Linked DNA regions of Homo sapiens: regions 1 and 2 are each linked to region 3. The links are chromatin contacts, found by Hi-C or POLR2A ChIA-PET in ENCODE. All regions are on one chromosome and are shown on one strand. Each heading gives the region's core, a stretch centred on a gene start or an enhancer-like site at or near the end of the contact. The rest is flanking DNA. Distances are from core to core; before and after follow the strand shown. Region 1 holds the start of IER5 (immediate early response 5). Region 2 has its middle 13 kb from the start of LINC01732. Region 3 holds the start of GLUL (glutamate-ammonia ligase).

Region 1 (4,263 bases), core at 1,141-3,640, 1.3 Mb after region 3:
CAGTTGTAGTGGCAGGTTTCTAGAACCTGACAGGTCGCCGATATTAGTATCTAATAGCAGTCCTCTGATCTAGGAGGAAAAATTAAACGTGTCTCTCTTGATACTTAGTGGAGTCAGTAAACAATGTCCTCAGTCTGCGAATGACTGATACTAAGAACCACACCTTCAATTTTCTAGCTCAGGCCCTGGTTTCCCTCCTCCCACTTCCCTCCCAACCCAGGCAGGTTATTACAGACAAGCAGGCAGTTACGTTGCTTCAAAATATTTAATACGTGTTAGACACGTAGAAGTTACATTTTTATACAAAAATCAATACAACGAAGGAGAAAATACTGTACAAAAACCTTATCAGCTCCCCCAACCTTTATACAACAAAGACTGGAGTCACCATATCTACAAAACCATAAGGTCTTTCCACTTCGGGCTTCTGTCTGTAAACTCTCATTAAACACTTTTTAAAAGCACTGTGTAGTACTTCTGACCTAGAGCTTTTAAAAATATATCTTTTCTCTATAAACTCCATTATTTCCAAGCTTGAACTCTTCTGTGAAGTTCGTCAAGCTTTTTCTCCCCTGCGGGGAAGCAAAGGACCGTTAATACGCCCCTTTCCTAGAGTAATCACAGGATATAAACGTTTCTTCATTGGGAGAGAAAGGTGGGGAGGGACAGAAGGAATCCAAGTCTGTGCTCTTGGCTAAATCCCTCTCGTCTTAGGAAATCCTGTGCGGAAACGCCACTCCTGGCCCTGAAGCGGGTCTAGCTTTCCGGTGAGGGGTAGGTGTAAAGTCCCTCCCTCCCCGGAGAACGAATGGGGAACTCCCCGGCCCAAACCTTTTAGCCGCTTCCTTCTCCACGCAGCCGGCAGAGGAAAGTCCCTGTCTGCCCCCAATCTCTTAAACCCTGGGGAAGGAGTGGTGCATTCCAGAAGAGCAAAATAGTCTTAATGCCACAAGACAAACTTACATACACAGACATACACAAACACAAAAGTTAACGATCGTCCTCTTCCAATGAGCCTCAAGCTCCCAGGTCTCCAGATAAGCCAGATGCGCCCGGGGGCAGTTTGCGATGCCCAGAGGCAACCAGTCTGCCCAACGCGCTCAGCGCCCGCGGTCTCTGGGCGTCCTCGCAGCCGGGAAGGGCCTGGCCCTCACTTCGGGGACGCCCGCTGCTCCACCTCCTCCCCGCAGGGGGGCCAAGGGCTCAGAAGGCCACGATGGCTGTGCTCCAGGGGTTCATGTCTCTCAGCACCGGCTTATCGCAGCAGATCTGCCCGGGCTCGGCGGCTTCCGGACCGCTCTCCTCTCCCTCCTCTTCCTCTCTGCCGCCCCCGGGGCTTTTCCGTAGGAGTCCCGAGAAACTGGAACCGAAGATGCTGATGAGGTTAGCCACGTTCCCGGTCTCCATCTCCTCCGCGTCGTCGTCCTCTCCTCCACTCGGCGGCTGCTCTAAGTTCCGGCGGGGCTTCTTGAGCGGGGTCGAGCCGGGCGCCGGGCAGCCCGCTGGGCCGCCGCCCACCCCCGCCGCGCAGCGCTTCCTGGGGCACACCGCGGGCGGCGCGGGGGGCTCGTCCTCCGCTGGTTGCGGCGCGCAGCAGCAGGCAGCGCGGGGGGTCGCGGCCGGTGTACCCGGCGGGTCCTCCCCGCCTAGGGGGCAGCCGCAGGGGCGGCGCGCGGCACGAGATACCTCGGGGAAGACGCCCCAGCCTCCGGCGGTACCCTCGGCTTCTCTGGCCGCCGCCTGGCGCGGCCCCTCCACGCGGCTCCAGGCAGCTTCCGTCGCGTCCGCCTCTCCGCCCTGAAAAACGTCCCCGACTCCAGTCACCGTGGCCACCGGCACCTCGTCCCCTACCCGCGGCGCGTCTGAGACGGAGGAGCGCTCCGGCTGCGGCTCGGTCTCCGGCCAAGAGGCACGAGCGGCGGGCGGGGGCGGCTCTCCCCAGCCGGCGGGTGGCCCGGCCGCCGGCTCCCCGGGCTGCTGCTGCGGTGGCGGCGCCGGGGTCCCAGCGGGACCGGCCAGGTAGAGGCCGGGGCACGGGTCGCTCAGGTAGACTTGGCGGGCGCTGCGCAGCACCAGCGAGACCAGGAGGTTCTTATGCAGCTTGATGCCGCCGCGCTGGACCCGCGAGTTGTAGATCTTGCCCAGAGAGATGCTGACGATGCGATGAGCCTCCAGCTTGAACTCCATCTGCTTCCCCTGCACAGGGCCGTCGGCGCCGGGGTGACACGTTTGGAAATTGGGAGGGAACGGGAGGCGCAAACAAGTCCGCCCCCTGGGCACACCCTCGATCACCTAAGACTCCGAAGAGAAACGACTCTGGTGACGCGCGCGCTGCTCTACTAACCTCTCCAAACAAGACAACTTCCCCGTTTCGGGTCCGGTCGCTAAACAGGGCAGCCTGGCTGCCCCGCGCCTTATATAGGCTTCTCGACCGCCAATCACGAAGGGCCGCCAACCGTTCCGGGGCTGGCCGGCGCGCCCTCGTGCGCCGCGCACGGCCAATCGGAGCCCGAGGAGGGGCGCCAGGGCCCGTTCGAACGTTAGTCCCGCGGAGCAGGCTCTTAAAGGGGGCGACGGCTTGCGGCCGCAGACCAGGCCCGTGGGGAGTGAATGTTCGGGACGGTGCTCGAGAGCGCTACTGTTTGGAGTTACAGATTCTGGCTTGTGCGATGGCTTGCCGGAACCAAAGCGAACAAAATATTCGAACTTTCTTCCGAACACGGTGGTGGACTCTGTTCTGCCATAAAGTCCTGATCCTTCCCTGATCGACTCCGCCCTCACCAGCCACACCACCGTTTCCAGGCCGGCCACACCTGTAAGCGACCCCCCTCAACCCTGGCAAAAATAGAGATGGTGGCCATACGCGGCGGAGGACACCCCTGGATAACAAATAGTATTACTGCAAAGTATTTGGCAATCATTATTTTTGGATGAGCCGCTTTCCCCGCTAGAGTCACATACACTCTTAGCAGCTGTCAGTTCTAACCCCAAAGAAAAGGGGGATTCTAAAAGTTTTTGCCTAGGTTTTTGGCTTCTTTTCAAGGAATCGTGTCTAGATACAAAGTTATTGGTTGTCCTCTAAAGCTGGCATCTTTCACTTTGTTCTCTAGATTCTAGAACAAACCCAGTTATCAAATAAGTTAAATGGAAGATGTTACAGGTTCTCCACAATGATTTTTTTTTCCTTTTTTTTTTCCATTTCCATTTTTCCATTACAAGGACTGACCAGTCCACCCTTGGAAAAATCGAGCAAGTTCTGAAAATAAAAAGAAAGAAGTCCTGTGTTCCCATGATGATGTCATAATTTCATTTCGTGTCAAGGTAAAAATATAGTGCTAGGGAGTTCCAGAATTTTCTGGTCAGTCAACAACTTAGTCCATCTACTGGTCCTTATAAGTATATCAGGACACAATTACCACGGGGTTGCCCAGGGTCCTGGACTGGAAACATGGAGTCACTTCCAGTTAGTTCCACCGAAGCTCCACCACAGACCTGCCTGAGGACTCTGGGTAAATAACCTCAGGCCGCTTCAGTGTCTCCACTGCTGAAAAGGGGGAAGTCACATACACATCTGCGTTATTGTACAGACGATAAATGACAACTTCTCAGCCACAATCTGAATGAGAAAACTAAGCACTGCTTTCTTGGAGTCCATGTGGAACCCTGGGCCTGATCCTGCCCCGGGGTTGGTCAAGCAATGAATTTATTTAGGAAAAATACCAGTGAAGAGTGGGCTTGATCATGACCAATTCACAATCTCCAGAGGATGTGATGGCTCAATAGCATTACCTGTGCCCACAACTGATGGTAACTGAGACAGCAGGCTCTGAGACCCAGAGTTCCTCCCCTCTAGGAATTTTCAGCCCACGTAGAGGAAGATATAAAATAATGACACGAATAATTACAAAACCAAATAGCATATATTGAGTAATGACACAAGAATTTTTCTCTTCTCTTTTTCTTTGCAAGTTATTAGTCACTATAAAGCAATGGCTAAGAGCACAGGCTGAGGAGGCTGGCTTCCTAGGTTGGAATCCCAGCTTCACCTTTCACTTGCTGCATGGCCTCTGGAAAATTACTTCACTTCTCTGTGCTGCCGTCTTTTTTATTACAAAATAATCAGCCGGGTGTGGTGGCTCACGCCTGTAATCCTATCACTTTGGAAGGACAAGGTGGGCGGATCACTTGAGATCAGGAGTTCAAGACCAGCCTGGCTAATATGGTGAAACCCTGTCTCTACTAAAAAAAAAAATACAGTAATTA
Region 2 (3,739 bases), core at 930-3,429, 1.2 Mb after region 3:
TTTTCTATAATAATTAAAAGAAATTATAGCCCATGTTCCAGGTAAAAAATTTATGTGGAATGACATCACATTGAAAATTACAAAAGTTTAGAACTAAACTACAAAAGCACTAAATATCTAAGCAATAATGACTATTGCTATGATGTATTGCTTCCAGCTGTGAGCCAGGCATTATATCATATTAGACATTTCCCAACTAGCATATCTCTTAGCCCTCAAAGTCATGTTATTAACTAGTTAGTGTTAACTCCTTTGTAAGAATTAAAAAAGCTTTTGGGAGAACAAGGTAACTATACTCTTATGAACTAAATGTTTGTGTCACTCAAAATTCATATGTTAAAATGCTAACTCCCAATGTGATGGTATTAGGAGGTAAAGCCTTTGGGAGGTAATTAGGCTTAAATGAAGTCATGAATGTTGGTCTTTCATAATGGGGTTAGTACCCTTATAAGAAGAGGAAGAGACTGTAGAGTTTCCTCTCTCTCTCTCTGTCATTTGAGGATACAGCAAGAAGGTGGCTGTCTGCAAGCCAGGAAGAGAGCCCTTACCAGACCTGAACATGTTGGTATCCTGATCTCAGACTTCCATCCTGAAAATTGTGAGAAACAAGTAAATGTCTGTTGCTTTAGCTGCCCAGTTTAGTATTCTCTTATAGCAATCTGAGCTAAGATGCATGCACAAAAATCTGGGTCTATATGAAGATAAGGAGCCAGTGAAGGTACAGATGGAATTTTATTGACACTTGAGAACAATAATAGGGGGCCTGAGCCAGGTACACACAGCTGTTTGACAGGGAGGAGGTGGACAGCATTCTAATTCAGAGGTATTTCATGCTAATGATTACTTTTCTCCTGCTTACCTTTCTCTAAGTCTAGCCCAAGCTTTCCTCATTTGAAATACAGTTGACCCTTAAACAACATGGGGTTGAACTGCTTGGGCCTACTTATATGCAGATTTTCTTCTGCCTCTGCCACTCCAAGACAAGACCAACCCCTTCTCTCCCACCTCCTCAGCCTACTTAATGTAAAGGCTATGAGGGTAAAGACTTTTATGATGATCTACGTCTACCTAATGAATAGTAAATGTATTCTCTCACTTACAACTTTCATAATAACATTTTCCTTTCTCTAGCTTACTTTATTGTATGAATATAGTTATAATACACATACAAATTATGGCCAGGTGTGGTGGCTCATGCCCATAATCCCAGCACTTTGGGAGACCAAGGCAAGTAGATTGTTTGAGCTCCAGAGTTCAAGACCAGCCTCGGCAACATAGTGAAACCCCATGTCCACAAAAAAATTAGCCAGGCATGGTGGCTCACACCTGTGATCCCAGCTACTCAGGAGACTGAGACAGGAGGATCACTTGAGCCCAGGAAGTTGAGGTTTCAGTGAACTGAGATCATGCCACTGTACTCCAGCCTGGGCAACAGAGCAAGATCCCATCTCTAAATAAATAAATAAAACAAATTATGTGTTAATTGACTGTGTTACTAGGGCCTCTGAACAGCCAGGCAAATACTTTAGCAAACCTCAGAGGTGCTGGTCTGATAGGTCCCGGAACTGGCTCCCCCTTCCTTGGAGGAAAATGTACCCCTTCTCTGAAATCAAAAAAGAGCACAGGGTGCTTTTCAGCATAACTAACAACCCCCAGGACTGGAAGAGGGGAGTCTTCTTGCTTCCTAACACTGACAGAATTAAGAGTAATGAGGAGACACTTCATTTCTCACTTGCACAGCCTCATGTGGAAATGAACTGAACAAAGTAAGTTTGCTGTTAAATCTTATTCTCTTGGATCTAGAATGCATTTCTCCTTATCCCCTCTCCTTCTCCCCCTGTCCCTTGCCCCCACTTCTCCACCCCCAGTGTCCTCTAAATCCTGGGCACACCTTCCCCACTCCCAGCCTGCAACCCCAGGCATCTGGCTGGTGATGCACCACACAGCCTCGTCCTTCCCAGCCCAGCTCGTCTGGTGTCCCAGCTGCTCATTTTCTCAGCCACTACCCAGGCTAGCACCCGAGTTTGCAGCAGACCTTGTGTAGACCATCCTGCCCGGGTGACAGCTCTCCCCAGGCCTCCTCACAGAAGATGCAGCTGTCTTCCTGAGTGGCCACGTGTGGACTGCATCATCTTCCGGTGCTCATGACTCCCAGTTGCTTATTACATAAAACCCAGCCTCCTTAGCAGAAGCTTGCGTCTTCTTTCAGCCTCACCTCACCCCTTCCTTCCCCCATCACTGTTTTTCCTGGGCTGTGCTCTCCACCCCACACATGATGCAAGGCCACCAGCGCCCTCCCTCCTCTGATAGCTGGCTTCAAACTCTGACCCCAACCCGCTCCCTGCCTCTCCTTTGCGACCCCCTCATGGCTCCTCTGATATCCCCTCCAGCGCCCCCTACACCCAACATCTAGGTCCTCGGAGCTCTCCAGAAGCATGGACCATCTGCCTCACTCTTCTCCATGCCCCTTAATTCCATTGTCAGTCCCTAATAGGAAACAGAAACTGAAAGAACCATGACTGTGCCCAGCTTGCCACAGGCCTCAGCCCACTGTGCCCAGTACCTCCCCGGTACCCAGGAGAGAAAGCTAGCAGATTCTGGCTAGCAGAAACTGCTTGTCCAATGCGGCCCAGAGCCCAGGCCCTGCTTCCCAATGACAGTCTGCTGCTCAAATATCCACCTGGAAATACTCGTGACAGTGAGCCACAAAGATCTGGGGACCCCTACAACCTTCTAGGGAAGTTCTTTCCTTCATTGCCAGACCACTTGCTAAATGCCAGGCCCTGCACAGAGCACAGAGGCGCAAAGCTAGAAAGACAGAGCCGGCCTTCACGGGACCCCCAAGGCAGCAGGGTGGACCAGCAGGTATACAGCTGTGACTGCATGGTGGGAGGAAAGTGGCCTTTGGGAAATTGGCTTTCAGGAGGCCAGAGGCCTGCTCCCCAGTGGGAGGTTGTGGGGGTCTGTCCCACAGACCCTGACCCAACGATGGATGAATAACGTACAGTGACACAGATATTCTGCTTGTCAGTCCAGTTAAGGGTCTGGGCCCCTCACAAACACCAAGGAAGGTGCTGTAAAGAGTAGCAGCCGTGGCCTCAACTAGCTGGTCCTGCCAGCATTTATCCAGCACACATTAAATGACAAAGGCTTTGAGTCAACACACCTATGGGTAATTAATCTGGTTGCCCTCCCCCAAAGACAGCCATCCTGCCCACGAATGGTCAAAGGTTAGTCTTAGGACCACATGTGTAAACATGCTATTTAGATAAACTCCCTTATATGCCTTTGTATCTGCGCCCTAAGCTCTTAGGCTCCTGAAAAGAGAATCTGGCTGCCTTCAGCCAAACTATCTGAAGCTATGCAGAACTCCCCAGCCTTCCAAGAAGATTTGTGTCTATATCCTATAACTCCATCTAAAATTTTTTCCACCAGCCTGACTGAACTCCCACATGAGGTGCCACAGAAAATGAGAACTGGGACGAGAGGAAAACAAGCCTGTTGCTCCCAACCCCTTTACACAGGGAGGCCCACTTATTCTCATAGTTCGGAGCCAAGCATCTCAGGGCACCCACTGGAAAAGGAAACTAGAAAGAGCTTCCACCTCGAGGGCTTACAGCCAAATTGACACGGAAGTCCTCAAAGGACCACACCTTCCCTCCAAGGAGCAAGGTCTCTGAGCCAAAGACCAGCCCCACCCATTCCTGCCTGACAGTCTTCGGAAGTCACCCAACCTCCT
Region 3 (3,826 bases), core at 1,327-3,826:
GGTGAACCAGTTAAGGGTTTTCTTCTGCTTTTACTTCTCGCCTATGCTCAAGCCTCCCTGGTCAGTTCTTGGACTCATCTGCGCCCTAATTTCATCATTTTAAGTAAATGTGGGGCTGGCCAAGGAGGACAAGGCCTCTTGTTCACTCCTGAAAGAGTCAGTGGTCATGTATTATGTTCCTAACCCTTACAAAGCGTGCCCCTGGTCACATGAATGGATCAAAGCAAATCCATTTCCATTCTTGGAAAAGCAGCTCAAAGCACATGTTCTCTTGATGGTGCTGCTGTCACTTCTGTGTGGTTAACAAATATCATTTATTGAACACTCACCGTGGACACTACTGGGGGATATGACAATGAATAAACTGCTCAATGAGGTCAAGACATCTAGGAAGGGAAGCAGGCACTCAAATGGCAGAAATACCATAAGCCTGCAGAACCGCACTCACGCCTTACCATTCCGTTCTCTGTTATGTTTGTCATCCCCACCTCAGGGGCTGGTGGTGTGTGCAGCAGAGGCTCTGGCTTATGGTTCGGTAGTTTGGTATCTGGAAATGATTAATAACATCTTTTAAAATAAAAATATCACTTTTCTCCTCCTTTGCTCCCCTTCCTCGACCATTTAAACTCAAACCTTTACAGAAAGAGATGAAGACAGCTCACTGTGTTACCAAGGTTAAGTCCAGTTTGATATAATGAATGGTAAAGCATTACACTGAGTCAGAAAAGTTGTATTCAAAAGTCGCTATGGGGAAAGAAAGAATCCAATCACCTCAGATTATAGAACTTGGCCTATGATAATTATAATTGCTGTTTTCTAAACATTTACGATGCACCAAGGACTACTCAATCTCTTCTGCATGTGCTATCACAATTAATCCTTTTATGAGGTAAAAATGATTATCCCTCTTTTATTATAGACAAAGAAACAGGCTTCATGTGGCTAAGTGATTTGGCCAACACAAAGCTGGTATGAAGGGAAAGCCCAGATTTGAACCTAGGTTTACCTGACTTGCAGCCGTGCCTTTAGCCACCACAATGTAATGCTTCAAGGGGCAGCACTGAAATTTAACAAGGAATTTGTAAGGCACCTTACCCAATCCAAAATGTCACCAGTCTGAAACATCCCAAAAAACCCTGTTTGAGATGAATGCTGCATCTGTCATGTAAAAGCACTACAGTGTTATACACTCTTAAAGGAAAGGGATGTTGACCAAAGAAGCCAAGTTATGTGTGTGTGGTTGCAGGCAACATTTCTTTTCCACATTTGCGGTACAAAACATAACCAGAACAAACTTCTTCCCTTCCTCTTCCAAAGGCACTGGAAGCATAAATTCTTGCTCTTTAAACTGAAAGAAGCAATAAAATCTGGACACCATCAGGTAGATTTCAGGCACTAAAAATAGAATGATCGAGTAATAGTACGGATAGCAGTATCTACCTACCTACCTACCTACCTACCTATGTTGTGTCTCTAGGTACATTTCAATATTGTGTTCACATACACATTTTCCCAACCATCACGGCAAGCTGAGAGGAGAGGTATGTATTCCCATTTTCCAGATTAACAAGAAGCCGCACTTGATAAAGCAAAATCAGGGAGAATTCGTTAAAGGAATTTCTTGACAATCCCTGGACTTCAAAGGGGGCAAGTGAACACCTCGATTTCCTTTCAGCTGCTCCGGGGGCAGTTTGCACACAGAATTTCAAATCTAGTGGGCGGCTCCACAGGTCATTTTCGATGACCACTTTATTTTGCAGATGAGGAAACTTGGGCCCTGAAAGACCTGCCTAGGGTCTGGCCAGCAGTATGAGACAGGTCTCCAGACTTAGTTTCTACCGCCCTCCAGAATCCTCTCTGTAAAATTAGAGAAACAGCACGTTGATTTCAAATGTGAAATGGCAGAGTTCTGTTTATTTCCCCAGACCCAAGAGAGCCGGAGCGGGCGGCTCTTCCAGGCCTTGGGAACCCCGGCCTGTCCCCAGGCCCGCGCGGCACCCGCCCTAGCCCAGGCCCGCCCAAAGTTCCCTCGGGTCCCGCGCCCCGCGCTCCCTCTCAAGCTAACCCCTGCCCGCAGGAAGCGGGGCTCGGAGGCTCCCTCGCAACAAAAGGCTAAATTCGGTTTCCCTGGTTCCGCATTTCCCCAGGGAGCTCTCCTCGTAAAACTATTCCCCGTGAAGGCGGCAGGGCAGAGGTCCAGGGCGGGCTTTGCTGGGAGCCTCGGGACCCCGGGTTGGGGGCCGTGGGGCGGCACCTGGCGAGCTGGCGGGTGGGCGGCGAGCCGAGGCTTCCCGGCCTGGCGGCAACTCGCCCCTCTGCCCTCAGCCCTCCCGGCTCCGCTCCCTTCCCCCACGCCGCCCTGCCCCTCCCCCACGCCCCTTTCTCTTTCTTTCTTTCTTTCCCAGTTCGCTTGCCCCCACCCCAGCGGCGCCCGCCGGGCTCCTCGCCCAATGGCCGCGGGGCCCGGGACCGCATCAGCTGATCGGCCCGGGCTCCTGGCCGCTGGGAGCCAATCAGGGCACCGGGGGCGGCCCCGGGCCGCGGATAAAGGGTGCGGGGCTGCTGGCGGCTCTGCAGAGTCGAGAGTGGGAGAAGAGCGGAGCGTGTGAGCAGTACTGCGGCCTCCTCTCCTCTCCTAACCTCGCTCTCGCGGCCTAGCTTTACCCGCCCGCCTGCTCGGCGACCAGGTAAGCCCCCGGACGGCCCGGTGTCACGCAAGCGAGGCGCGCCGCCCCTGCTACCCCGCGAGGCGCGCCGCCCAGCCTCTTTTTTCGGCTGCCTGCCCCTCCAGTCCCAGCCCTACGCTGCGGCCTCTCCGGCCCATGCCTGAGATCCGGCATGAGTGCTCCTCCCGCGTGCTTCCGCCGCTGGTGGCTTGGACCCGTCGGGGCTGGCGCTGGTGGGGCGCGCCCTTGGCCAGGCTCTGGGAAGGGCGGGGTGAGTTGTTTTGATCTTCTTTTCACTACTTGCGGCCGAAGCGCCGCCCCTGGAGGCCGTTGGGCCGGCCTGCGCCCTGGGGCTCGCAGTGGTTTGTTTGCGCTGTGGATGGAGTGGCGGTGCGGTCCCCTGTGGAGCGCAAACAAGGCGCTTGGTTGGCGCGGGCGCCTGGCTGCCTTCCTCGTGGTGGGGCCTTCGGAGCAATCGTCCTGGTTCTGGCGATGGTTGAGACGCCTCGATTGCGGCGTGTAACGGTGAGCGTTGTTTGGGCGGCCGGCTCCCGCCTCGGGGTCCCGGGGGCCTTCCAATGTGACCGAACAATGGAGAGCCCGGGCCTCGGCGCAGTCAGTGGAGAAGCCGGTCCGGGCGGAGGCAGCAGCAGCGCGCAGTCCCTACGGCCTGCGCCCCCACCCTCCCCCGGACCCCCCAACCCCTCGGCGGCAGGGTATGGCCACCTCCGTGAGGCCCTGAGATTCGGACGGGGGCCCGAGGGGCAGGGCGCCCACTTTAGGGACATTTCAGTGGGAAGGGGCTGCTCTCAAAGTGGATAATTATAACTCCCTCGGGGGCGGGAAGCGGGGATCCTCCCCCAGCCGCAAGTCCACGAAGAAAGCAACGAATGAAAATTATGAAGACAACGAGAAGTCAGACTCCTCCGGGTCGCGCTCCAGCTGCTTCGGCTTCGTCGCCTACTCTGTGAACTCCGGGGAGAGATCTCGAGTCAAGATTAAGACCTTAACCCACCAACCTGCCTGTTCGGACACCCCCCGGGCCGGCCGCTGTCTGTCCCCTTCTCCATCGCCCTCTCCCAGAAAGCTCCGGTGCTTGGACCAGCTAGAGTCTGAGAAAGAGGAGAGGCGCGAACGCCACTCCAAAAAGAGAAGGGTTA

The links. Hi-C counts contacts between places; a loop is a spot of excess contacts on that map. ChIA-PET counts read pairs that join two places held with the same protein, here RNA polymerase II (POLR2A). Pooled maps may share reads with other maps.
Region 1: a map of endothelial cell of umbilical vein shows a loop between it and region 3 (15-fold over the local background). The contact joins the promoter of IER5 here to the promoter of GLUL in region 3. A Hi-C loop is called at or near these places in 1 of 168 maps with a recorded cell type or tissue (endothelial cell of umbilical vein) and 8 of 50 pooled maps. POLR2A ChIA-PET finds 5 or more read pairs at or near these places in 2 of 52 experiments (Caco-2 and activated CD4-positive, alpha-beta T cell).
Region 2: a map of endothelial cell of hepatic sinusoid shows a loop between it and region 3 (5-fold over the local background). The contact joins the enhancer-like site here to the promoter of GLUL in region 3. A Hi-C loop is called at or near these places in 2 of 168 maps with a recorded cell type or tissue (ascending aorta and endothelial cell of hepatic sinusoid) and 4 of 50 pooled maps.

The regions. Positions count from the first base shown.
Region 1 is chr1:181,086,827-181,091,089 of GRCh38, reverse strand. IER5 (immediate early response 5) reads right to left here and starts at 2,390. Exons shown (of 1, transcript NM_016545.5): 1 at 1-2,390. The coding sequence starts at 2,187. The coding sequence ends at 1,204. LOC124904465 (a long non-coding RNA gene) reads left to right here and starts at 2,589. Exons shown (of 2, transcript XR_007066762.1): 1 at 2,589-2,815; 2 at 3,220-3,293. RefSeq lists silencers at 583-877, 1,452-1,671, 1,872-2,031, 2,342-2,611 and an enhancer at 892-1,061.
Region 2 is chr1:181,159,996-181,163,734 of GRCh38, reverse strand. No RefSeq gene overlaps it. Among named protein-coding and RNA genes, the nearest start is that of LINC01732, 13 kb to the left of the region's middle. RefSeq lists a silencer at 3,088-3,382. Within about 2 kb of position 2,179, at least 7 of the 41 ENCODE cell types and tissues checked have a DNase peak (open chromatin) inside an H3K27ac peak, as active enhancers do.
Region 3 is chr1:182,390,540-182,394,365 of GRCh38, reverse strand. It overlaps GLUL (glutamate-ammonia ligase), which reads left to right and starts at 2,576. Exons shown (of 7, transcript NM_001033044.4): 1 at 2,576-2,687. RefSeq lists a silencer at 2,161-2,840.